Linked DNA regions of Homo sapiens: region 1 is linked to region 2. A link is an interaction called in ENCODE POLR2A ChIA-PET data of the cell type or tissue named here. Cell type or tissue: MCF 10A. All regions are shown on one strand. Each heading gives the region's core, and the rest is flanking DNA. Links, peaks and the distances in the headings are about the cores only. Region 1 has its middle 130 kb from the start of METTL4. Region 2 has its middle 330 kb from the start of METTL4.

Region 1 (5,387 bases), core at 261-5,260, 200 kb after region 2:
GAACAGAGAGGCCTAAGGAAAGTGAAAGACATGGAGGAACAGCTGGTTGCTGGAGCAGTCAGAACACACACATTTATTGATTACATTTGCCATCTTATATGGATGCAGTTCATGGCACCCCAAAACAATTATAATAGTAACATCAAAAATCACTGACCACTTGGCGCATGCCTGTAACTCCAGCTACTCAGGGGGCTGAGGCAGGAGAATCACTTGAACCCAGGAGGCGGAGGTTGCAATGAGCTGAGATCACACCATTGCACTCCAGCCTGGGCAACAAGAGCAAAACTCCGTCTCAAAAAAAAAAAAAGAAAAAAGAAAAAAAACAATTCCTGCTGTGGGAAAAGAGCACTGACAGACTTGCTCAACGCAGGGTTGCCACAAACCTTCAATTTTTTTTTAAAAGTACTGCAAAATACAATAAAGTGAAGGGCAATAAAATGAGGGCTGCCTTTATGTAATTCAAGATATTCCAATTTCATATACACATGCATACCATGCACTTACACATACACATACATTCTTCAGGAGGAAGTCAAGACCAAGGTCATCTTCTGCAGCCCTCCACATGTTTGCCTGCAATATTTTAATGACATAAAGTCTTAGCTTTGTTGCCAGGTGTGAGGAAGTCATGATAAATTTTTACCTTTATTCACCCTTATTCTGTTTTGACCTCAACTGGTGTATTGCAATTCAATTATGGCACTAACCACCTGGAGTTAGCAGAGACCCCAAAGTTACAGGGCAGAGTCCACAACAAGACTGCCTTCACTTCATATCAGCTGGCTCCAGTTCTGGGTGATTTCCACAATCCCGCTAACTCACTAGAGTGGCTCACGAAACTTTAGAAGGCATTATATTTATGATCACAATTTTATTATAAAGGATATAACTTGGGAACACTTAAATAAAGACACACATAGAATAAAGTGTAGGGGGGTCTCAAGTACAGAGTTTCTCTGCCCTGTGTTCATGGAATCAGTGCCCATCACCCTCCCAGAACATCTGTGCATTCACCAGCCAGAAAGCACCACTGAGCTTCGGTTTCCAGAGTTTTTGCTGGAGTTACATTACATAGAGATGATTCATTAAATAATTGGCCACATGACTGAAGTTGATCTCCAGCCCTCTGTTCCTCCTCAGGGGTCAGGCTGACTCCACATCTCAACTCTTTAATCACATAGTTGTCCTTTCTGGTGAGCAGCTCCCCTCCTGAAGCTACCTAGGGGCCCACGGTGAACCACCTCATTTGCATAAACTCAGGGGTGACCCAAGAGGCTCAAGAATAACAAAGATGCTTCTACCACTTGAAAAGTTCCCATGGTGTTAGACGCTCCATGCCAGTAACCTAGGACAAAGATTAGACACATTTTTAAATTATACAACTCCAAACCTTCTGGGGATAGTATTTAAATTTGACAACCCCAGCATTTTTGTTATCAATACAGAACTACTAATGACATAGCATCCTTAATTACATATACCTAATTTAGTGACTTTCAGCTAACAGTTTACACAACAAATTTGTGGTTGCTTTATCTCTCTACGGTCCTGAGAGGAGGACAGCATCGTGGTTAAGTGCTGCAAGCTCTAGAGATAAAGTTATTGGGTTTAAATCCAGGGCGCTTTCATGTCTCAGTTGTTAAGCAAATTCTCTTTCTGTGCCTCTTTTCTCCCTCTGTAAAATGGGAAATGAAAATTATACCCATCTCCAATGTTAATTGTTAGGACTAAATGAGCTAATCTATGCCAAGTGTTGAGGACAGTGCATGGCACTTAGTGAATGTTCACTATTATTATTGTCATAATGAAACTTGTAAATACTGTTTATTAAATGTTTCACCTTGACACATACAGCTTTGTTTTTCCTTTGTATAAATTTAAGGGTTACAAGTGCAGTTTTGTTACATGAATATATTGTGTAGTGGTAAACTCTAGGCTTTTAGTGTAACCATCACCCAAATATCATGCATTAAACCCATTAAGTAATTTCTCATGCTTCACCCCCTCCCACCCTCCCACTGTCTGGGTTTCCATTGTCTATAATTCCACACTCTATAACCTTGGTTCCTAGAGCTTTCATACTATCCAAATTATCTTCAAAATTGAAAATCCTACCCCACAGTTGAATATATCATCGAGCTCCAAAAATAAAGGGGCTGGACTAAATAATCTGAATGTCAATTCTGATTCAGAAATGGTATAATTATATAGCTGGCCTCCCGTCATCTAAAAGAATTCTAGTTCTGTAGTCTAACCGGTGTGACTTCCTTATACATTCCTTAGAATCCTAAGATAGTGATTCAGAATTTCTCTGTCAGAATTATACTGAAAGTATGAGGAAAGGAGCTCTGCCAGTACATCCCAGGCAGGCTCTATTTCAGGTCAACAGGGCTAAGGTATCAGACAAAAGTTGAGGACATACCCAGATCTGCAGACTTCTATCAAGGTAGAAAAGATCCATTTTCTCTTTCTACAAAGAAAAGTCTACTTCATCTTCCCCCCGCCTGAGAGCAGCAAATGCAGTCTGCCCTCTGCCAAACCCATCCTTTGTTATTAAACAACATACCTCTGTGTTTGCCTTTTGCTTATCTTTTTTTTCTGTCTGCAATTGATTCACAGCACCTGATGTGACAGATCATCAGATTTTATTAAAACCATTTAGAATTTCTAGCATCCTGCCATCTCTTTGTGCCTGATCTTTTCTTATTATTTCACCTATAGGCTAAAATCCCACAAGTTATAGCTCAACAGGAGAAAATTAAATCAAACAATTTCTTCATTTCTTTTGATTAATATTTTGAAGATGAAAATAATGTTTTGCTATGGTATCTTTGGAAAGCTAATATTTGATTGTTAAGAACGATTCAAGCTTAACGCCGAAGAGGTATGGTTCTTAATTCACATCCAAATAGTCAATAAGTAATCATTTCCTTACTTTTTTTATGTATTAGCACATCTGCAATGATGTAGTCCATTCATAATGACTCAAAGAGATAATAGAGCAGAGAGTAATGACAATAAAGAAGTTTGGATAGAAAACTAAATGACAAAATAGCTTAATAAAACACATAAAAATAATAGAGAAAATGAGAAAAACCACTCTTAAGATTTAAGAATGAAATATTGTACTGGGAGAATGCTGTCTATATCATACATCTTGATTTTAGACACCTTCTCCATTAAGGTGTGAGCTTATTGGCTCATGTAGCTGAAACACTGACATTTTGGCTTCATAAAAGCAGAATTGCATGGATTTGTGGCTGGCCATCTTAATGACGTACCCAGAGGGTCAACTAACTAAATATACCTAAATACCCCAAAGTAAAGGAAGGACTTTTGTGCCACACAGAGTTTTAACCTTGTTCCTATCTCATTCAACATTTTATAATTTTTTATCTACATGAAGACAGATGAAGATATTTTTATTAGCTTCTCATAAAAAGCCAAATGATTTCTTGGTATGTTGATTGATGGGCTCAATATCAAAATTATGCTGATGGTATAGGGAAGTTTAAGCTTTCCCTCTGAAGTTTCCATTAATCAAGTCTGCTGAAATAAACTGACAATAAACAGATTAACAGGAGAAAAGGCGTACAAATTTATCAGTGTGCACAGGGGCCACAGAAAACATAATACTCAAAGAAGGGCAAGAAAGTTAAAGCTTAAATACACTCTTCATAGAGTAGAGTAGAGCAAGGGGTTAAGCAATTTTCGAGGAAGAGGAAATGGTTGTTAGGGGAAATAAATGGGCCCCTTCGAGACAAGTTCCTCTGAGTTCTGTGGGAGGTGGAGACATGCTATGGGAAGATGGTGAAGGCAGAGATGAACTGCAAACAAAGGTTGTCTTTTTATGCAGATAAAGCATCTCAAGTAATATCCCTGAAAAGAATCGTTGAAAGAATAGATGAAAAGTCTGTCAGTTTGGTGGCCTAGGTGTGAAGACTTTTAGTTTCCTCTCCTGCAAGATGATCAATTGTCTCTGGTGAATGTAGATTCCGGGGTGGGGGGTTAATACAATTGCATTCCTTCTGGATGAACTTCCCTCAGTCAGATAAGGGAACTTCAGAAAGAGCCCCTGCCTATGCTTCAGAAGGGAAAGGGGGAGGAGGAGAAGGTCAGAGAGAGATCTTGGCTCTGAGGCATATTTCTGAGGCCTTTCAGTCTTCTTTGTGGAAAGCACTCCACATGCCAAAGCACCACATTTTGGAGTATTGTTTTCTGAGCCCCAATAGTGGTTTCCAACAACGTCATAAAAAAAAATAAAAATTAGATAAGAATAAATGTAAAATTCTGCATTTAAATTGGATTTTTTAATTACACAAATATAACATGGGGAGGTATGCTTTGAGTACATTTGTTATGAAAATTACTTGCTAACTTTGATAAGGATAAAACCAATATGAGCCAAGAGTATAAACCAGCCTAAAGAGGATAATAAAAATTTAAGCTTCATTAGTCAAAAAAGTGGTCCAGATTAAGAATTTGAGAATGTTGTATGCTCATGGTGTTGAAGTTTTGGTTCTGTTTTGGATAATTATCACTAGATGATTAAAAGGACTGACTACCGAGAGTATTTGATTTACATTTCAAATACAGAACTAAGGTTCTTTATCATTTACTCTGCCACAGGCAGGTTTTTCCTTGCACTGCTTAGAAACCAAGGAGTTTATTTCTCTCCCACCTCAATTTATTCTGAAAAACCAAAAGAAGAAAATGAGGAGAGGGAAAGAAAGGGCATTGACTTTTCTTCTTGTTCTTAACATACTTAGCAATATTAAAGGTCAGAGATGTACCCAGAAATTGGAGGCAAAAACCATCTTTGAAACTTCTCCAACCCAGAATGGCTTTTTAGAGAATTTTATCTCCTACATTGGATAGAATGAGCTACCTGGGCTGTCTTCCCCTTATGCAGTGTGAAGGTGTGTAGGGGACCTACATTCCCCATTTGTCTTGGTACTCTGGGCCTCCTGCCTAAATAGTTGGTTTTTATAGACTATCACAGACAGTTTTTGTTTGGGGTATTGTATGTCAGACTATGCCACCCCAAAATATGCCACTGTGGCATAAGAATTATTTTGAGCTGAAGGCAATTGAGTGTCAACAAAGAGAGTCAAACTGTAAAAGATTTAAAAAGGTTTATTATGAACCCAATATGAGTGACTAAAGCCCAAGACCAAGTCTCAAGGGGTCCTGAGGGCATGTGCCCAAGGTGGTTGGGTTAGAGCTTGGTGTTTGTTTTTTTGTTTGTTTTTTGAGATGGAGTCTCACTCTGTCATCTAGGCTGGAGGGCAGTGGCACAATCTCAGCTCACTGCAACCTCTGCCTCCCAGGTTCAAATGATTCTCCTGCCTCAGCCTCCCGAGTAGCTGGGATTACAGGCACCT
Region 2 (5,387 bases), core at 307-5,306:
TCTTATGAGAATCTCAAAATGTACCATAGCCAAAACAATTTTTGATTCCTCCAAACCCTTCAAAACCCACTCCTTCCCATCTTAATATACCACCAGTATCTATTGTAAGAGTTGAAGAGAGAAGAAAGACACAAAAAGCAGCTTAACAGACAAAAACAGGTTTACTTTGGAGAATAAACCTGAAAGGGGCTTCTGGCCGATTTCAGTCAGGAGCATTTTCTCTTATAGACTAAGGGTATGTAAGGGTCTGGGGAGGGAGAGCTTATCGCAGGCTCAGAATGTTTCTGTGTGGAGGAGAGTTTTATTGCCAGGTTGGAATGCCTCCGGTCGGAGGGGAGGTTATCTCGGGGCTGGCATGTTTCTGGTCAGAGGGGGCTCATCTCAGGGTTGGAATATTTCTAGCGGGAGTGTCACTTGTGGTTTAAGGTCATGCTGACATTAGCCATTATGCTGATGCTTTCTGGGGCTGGATTTAGGCAGTTTTTAATCAAGGGGAACTTAAAATGGTGGTGTTTGTCCAAGACAGTGATGCCCCTGCTCTGTCGTCTGAGTGCCCAACTCAAAAATCTAGGAATTATCCCTGCTTCATCTTTTCCCTTCACTTTCTGTATCCAATCCATCTCAAATTTAATGTGAGGGAGCATAAACAATCTCCTTTGTCTGCAAATATAAGCCAGTTTCTTCAACCCAGGTGTTTTCAGTAATAAAGCTGATGCTTTGATTTACATCTACCTGATCCCTCCATCTATTTCCCAATTAGTCCAGACTTTGGGTGGGGGTGGAGGAAAGGCCATTTATTCGCCACCGCTACCATCACCCCACCACCAACCTGCTTTCCCGCCTGGTGTTGCCTCAGCCTCCAGGGCGGGAGCTATCTTACTCTAACTCTAGGCTAGCCCTGGTCCAGATGTTAGAGCCTATTCAGTCACAGTAAAGGAGAAATATAAAACACTGTGCTTTAAGCCACTCTTCCTGTTGCTCACCCCCTAACCTACCCTGTGGCTCCAAAATCAAGTTTCTTCTTACAGGGTCCTTGAAACAAATCTTTGCCCTTGAACCTAATGGAGACTGGGGGAGACGCAGCCTTCTTGGGGGACATGCAAATCTAAAACACTGTACGCCTCGTGTTTGAGTGACATATATAGTTCATCCAGCCCTTTTATATGCTTTATCTTATTTGTATAAAAACTCAATATTGTTCTTCTCCAAATAATGACTAAAATATTATTATTTGTTCAAATGTATCAAGGATGCAAGGATTTGTGCTTTGACAAGCTCTATCCATGCAAAACAGGCGATCCAGATCATAAGACATGTTAAATTATACTTGATGAGCCAGTCCTTGGAGAAAGTTCTGAGATTGCATCTCCATGAAGCACAGAGAGCAAGGATTTCTGTGAATATTTCCAATGAGCTTACATCATTCTGGGGAAGCTACTACAAAAAAAAAAAACTGTACAATTCAAATCTGGGACACTGTCGTGGAAATCCGTCCCTGCATAACAAAGTGGGCAATCACAGAGAACAATGAAACCCAATGCATTATTCATCATTATAATTCTGGATCATATGCAACCATCATCAATGCTGAGGATGCTCTTAGTTTATATTACAAGTAATTTAGACATCATATGCCTATTTATAAAATGCCAAATCAGCTCTCAGATGCAGTATGAGGAGTTCACAGTTTCATTTTCTGTAAAGATGTTTTAAAATATTGATTGTTGTAAACTTTGTAAGGCACAGATGATAAAAGCACTATACCAATCCTCACACAAAAGAACAACTAGGACTACTTCCCTCAAAGCTGGTTGGTCCCCTTGTTCATTAACTCATGGTTCCAAATGGAACTTCCCCACACCCCCAGAAATGATGCATCCTGAGTCCATTTCCCAAGGAACAGTTCTTCAAAGCATCAAAAGAATCGGATGTGCAATATCTGCATGAAAAGGTTTTTTCTAAAAATCCCCAAATAAAACTTCCATTTGTAAGAAAGGGGAGGGGATCAGGGATTCTAAGATATGTTCATGCTGACAGCATATCCTGGAACTATATAAATACTTAGTAGAATGAATTAAAAATGAGAAACTTGGAACCACAAAAGGCATTTTCTTGGGGAAACTCAAAACATAAGGACACTTAAAAGAAAAAGGAACAGGCTCTTGGGTTTTCAAAAAAAAAAAAACTTGAATCAGCTATATAGTCATACAGTCATTGAGAGCTTGTAAAATCACATACCTTTGTGCTCTTGCTTAAATTTCTCTAGCAATATTGTTCAAGTGTGTGCCCAAATACATGGATTTTAGCTCCCCTGGAGAGTCACTTCTGAAAGAAAGCAAAGATAGAGGGACCTAAAGTCTATGCTATTATAACAGGAAAAGACATCGTTTCTACATGAATAGGATTTTTTTTCCAAGGCAGAGATAGGAGGGCTGGAGGGAAAAATTTAAAAACACATTGGCCTGTTTTTACTGTATATATTGTTTCCTGGATGCTGGAAATTACCCTGATTATTCATCTGCAAAATAGCTACAAAGAAAACCCAAACTATGATTCAGCCATTGCAGCTGTGGTAGACAGAATTGCCAATGGTGAAGGAAGGGCAGAAAACCCACTGTTGCAATTCGTTTTCTCTCTTGTTTTGTTTAACTGTTTAACTTCTGGACCTAATTATTTAAAACACACACACACACACACACACACACACACACACACACACAGAGCAAAAAAGAAGAGAAATGAGAGCTGGTCTGCTTTTCCCATCCCTCATTCCCTGCATGCCATTTCCCACCAAATCAAACTCAGTATTTTATAACAGTGATCCTACAATTGTCTCTCAGTTTTAAAGCTTTTCTGATCTTTCAATGGAATTGATTTCCGTAATAACCAGACTAGAGTTGGCAGCCCATGCTTGTTTGGCATCACTGCCTGCATTACGTTGCCTACAGCTCATCCGCCCTGATCCCTTAAAGAAACTTGAAAAAACAGAAATATGTCCTTTATCAACACCATAAGCTGCTGCTGCCACAAGTCTATAAACAGCAAGAAAAATAAACAGAAGCCAACCTATTTTATCAAAGTCTAATAATACATACACACTAGTCTTGCTTAAGCCCGAGAAATAAAGGCAAACACACCATGGTAGGAAGAAAAGGAATGCACGTGGTCTCACTTATGCCCTTACCTAGACATAGGCTCCACAGTGCATCTGATCTGAGACTACCTCCTCACTTTCCAGGCTTCTTGTGTGATTTTCCCTTCCCTTCTTCTCCTTTCCTCAGGGTTACTTGCAGAGAGATTCCACCAATGCATCCTTAGAGTTGAATTTACCTTCCTGGAAAACATTGTTTCCAGCTGGCTCACTATTAATTACACCCTGATTTTAGACCTTCCCTTGTAGCTGATCTCTGTCTCTAAAACAAAGATGTTTCTGGACCTTTGATAAAAGTCTTGGAGGAATAAAACCCGCTTTTTTATTTAAAGAGTAATAACATCTGTGATGTAGTTCAGATGCACATAAAGAAGAAAAAACACACTAACAAATGCTTAAATAATCTAGAGGTTCATGTCATTCTCTAAGGTTGCAATACCTGTCCCCCAGGCTGGAGTGCAGTGGCACAATCTCAGCTCACTGCAACCTCCAACTCCCGAGCTGGAGAGATCCTCCCACCTCAGCCCCCTGAGTAGCTGGAACTACAGGTGTGTGCCACCACACTTGGCTAATTTTTGTATTTTTTGTAGAGATGGGGTTTCGCCATGTTGCCCAGGCTGATCTCGAGCTCCTTGCCTCAAGCAATCTGCCTGCCTCGGCCTCCCAGAGGGCTTCTACCTCCCCTCATTAAATGAGTGGCTCACCGGCATGCCCAGCACATACGTGTTTCAAATCAGCACCAGTAAGAAAATAAATGGCACTCTTCTACCTCCCCTCATTTAATGAAACTATACTATCTTCTCTGCAAAGCAGTTGGGGAGATGCTTAACAGCAAGGTGTCAGCTAAAAACCAGAGTTCATTTTCCTAAAAGGGAGACATGGGTATTGGGAGGCATGTAGCACTTCCCGCCATGTGCTTCTCAAAATATTTTAGGTAACTGGGCATTGTCTATGCAATCATCTTCACCCATCGTCGTAGATGACATGGATTTTTCTCTCTGTGCTATAGTCAATGCATTGTGCTACAAGCAAATGCATTATTTCCTTTAATCCTTCCAATAAAACCACAATGCTGGTACTATTATTAACCCCATTTTACAATTTTTTTTTTGAGACAATGTCTCATTCTGTCACCCAGGATGGAGTGCAGCGGCCCAGTCTCGGCTCACTGCAACCTCCGCCTCCCGTGTTCAAGAGATTCTCCTGCCTCAGTCTCCTGAGTAGCTGGAACTACAGGTGTGCACCACCACACTGGGCCAATTTTTTTATTTTTAGTAGAGACGGGGTTTCACCATGTTGGCCAGGCTGGTCTCGAACTCCTGACCTCAGGTGATCCGCCTGCCTTGGCCTCCTAAAGTGCTGGGATTACAGGAGTGAGCCAGCTACCGCACCCAGCCCCATTTTACTAATTTTTTTAAAAACAGGCTTAGAAAAGTGAAGTTTCCCAAGGTCACATAGCTTATAAGTGACAATATAGGATATAAGCCCAGGTTTGTTTAATTCCAGAGCCTAAGCACTTAATGTGCAATGCCACTGTATCACAAGGAAGTGCCCTGCACAAATCACAGTGATGCTAAAATCAATTCAGATTGATGTCAGTAGCTAGTCTCCTGCAATATTTCCAAAATAAATAAATATTAATCCATCAATCAGTAACTTTCATGCTTTTTAATTATGAGCAGATACCATGCTATGCGTACAACAGCAAGGACTGAGAAACAATACATGGTTTCAGGTTGTAATCAAACAAAACAGAAAACTTAACACTTAAAATCTATGATCATAATTGTGCTGCACAAGAATGATTTTCAGAATCTATCCTTTCTTAGTTATGAAATAGTAATAACACATTTAGGTAATTTGGAAAAGTAGTTCTAAGATTTGTGTTATTATATTTTTATGTAGCCATAGCATTCAGATAAATTGGCATTATGGTATTTTTCTTTTCTAGTTACTTGTGTATACTAAACATGATAGAAATGGTAAAATCATTACATCAAATTCTATTGAGTTGGTGCACCATAGCATATTTAACATTTAGCTTATTTCTAATATTTCACTATTCTAAATTGCTAAATAAAAATTAAGCACAAATGAGAAAACACTGCCGAGCCAATTTCTCAGAGCATTTCATTCCATTGTTAGTTGTCTAGTTTCTACAATCAGTATAGACAACCAGAGGCTTTCCCGATGCCACATAGACACTTCATCAGCTCAGTTCAACTAGCATTTAGGG

What was found. ChIA-PET counts read pairs that join two places held together with the same protein. Peaks named below come from ENCODE experiments on the same cell type or tissue, not always from the same donor. Only the 100,000 strongest peaks of a DNase experiment are listed, where the experiment ranks them.
Region 1: POLR2A ChIA-PET joins it to region 2 with 6 read pairs; 2 of 35 experiments call an interaction of 5 or more read pairs at or near these places.

Annotation. Positions count from the first base shown.
Region 1 is chr18:2,440,646-2,446,032 of GRCh38, forward strand. No RefSeq gene overlaps it. Among named protein-coding and RNA genes, the nearest start is that of METTL4, 130 kb to the right of the region's middle. In MCF 10A, for the core only: no CTCF peak of the experiment used is centred there; no DNase peak of the experiment used is centred there.
Region 2 is chr18:2,237,555-2,242,941 of GRCh38, forward strand. No RefSeq gene overlaps it. Among named protein-coding and RNA genes, the nearest start is that of METTL4, 330 kb to the right of the region's middle. In MCF 10A, for the core only: no CTCF peak of the experiment used is centred there; a DNase peak (open chromatin) is centred at 2,547.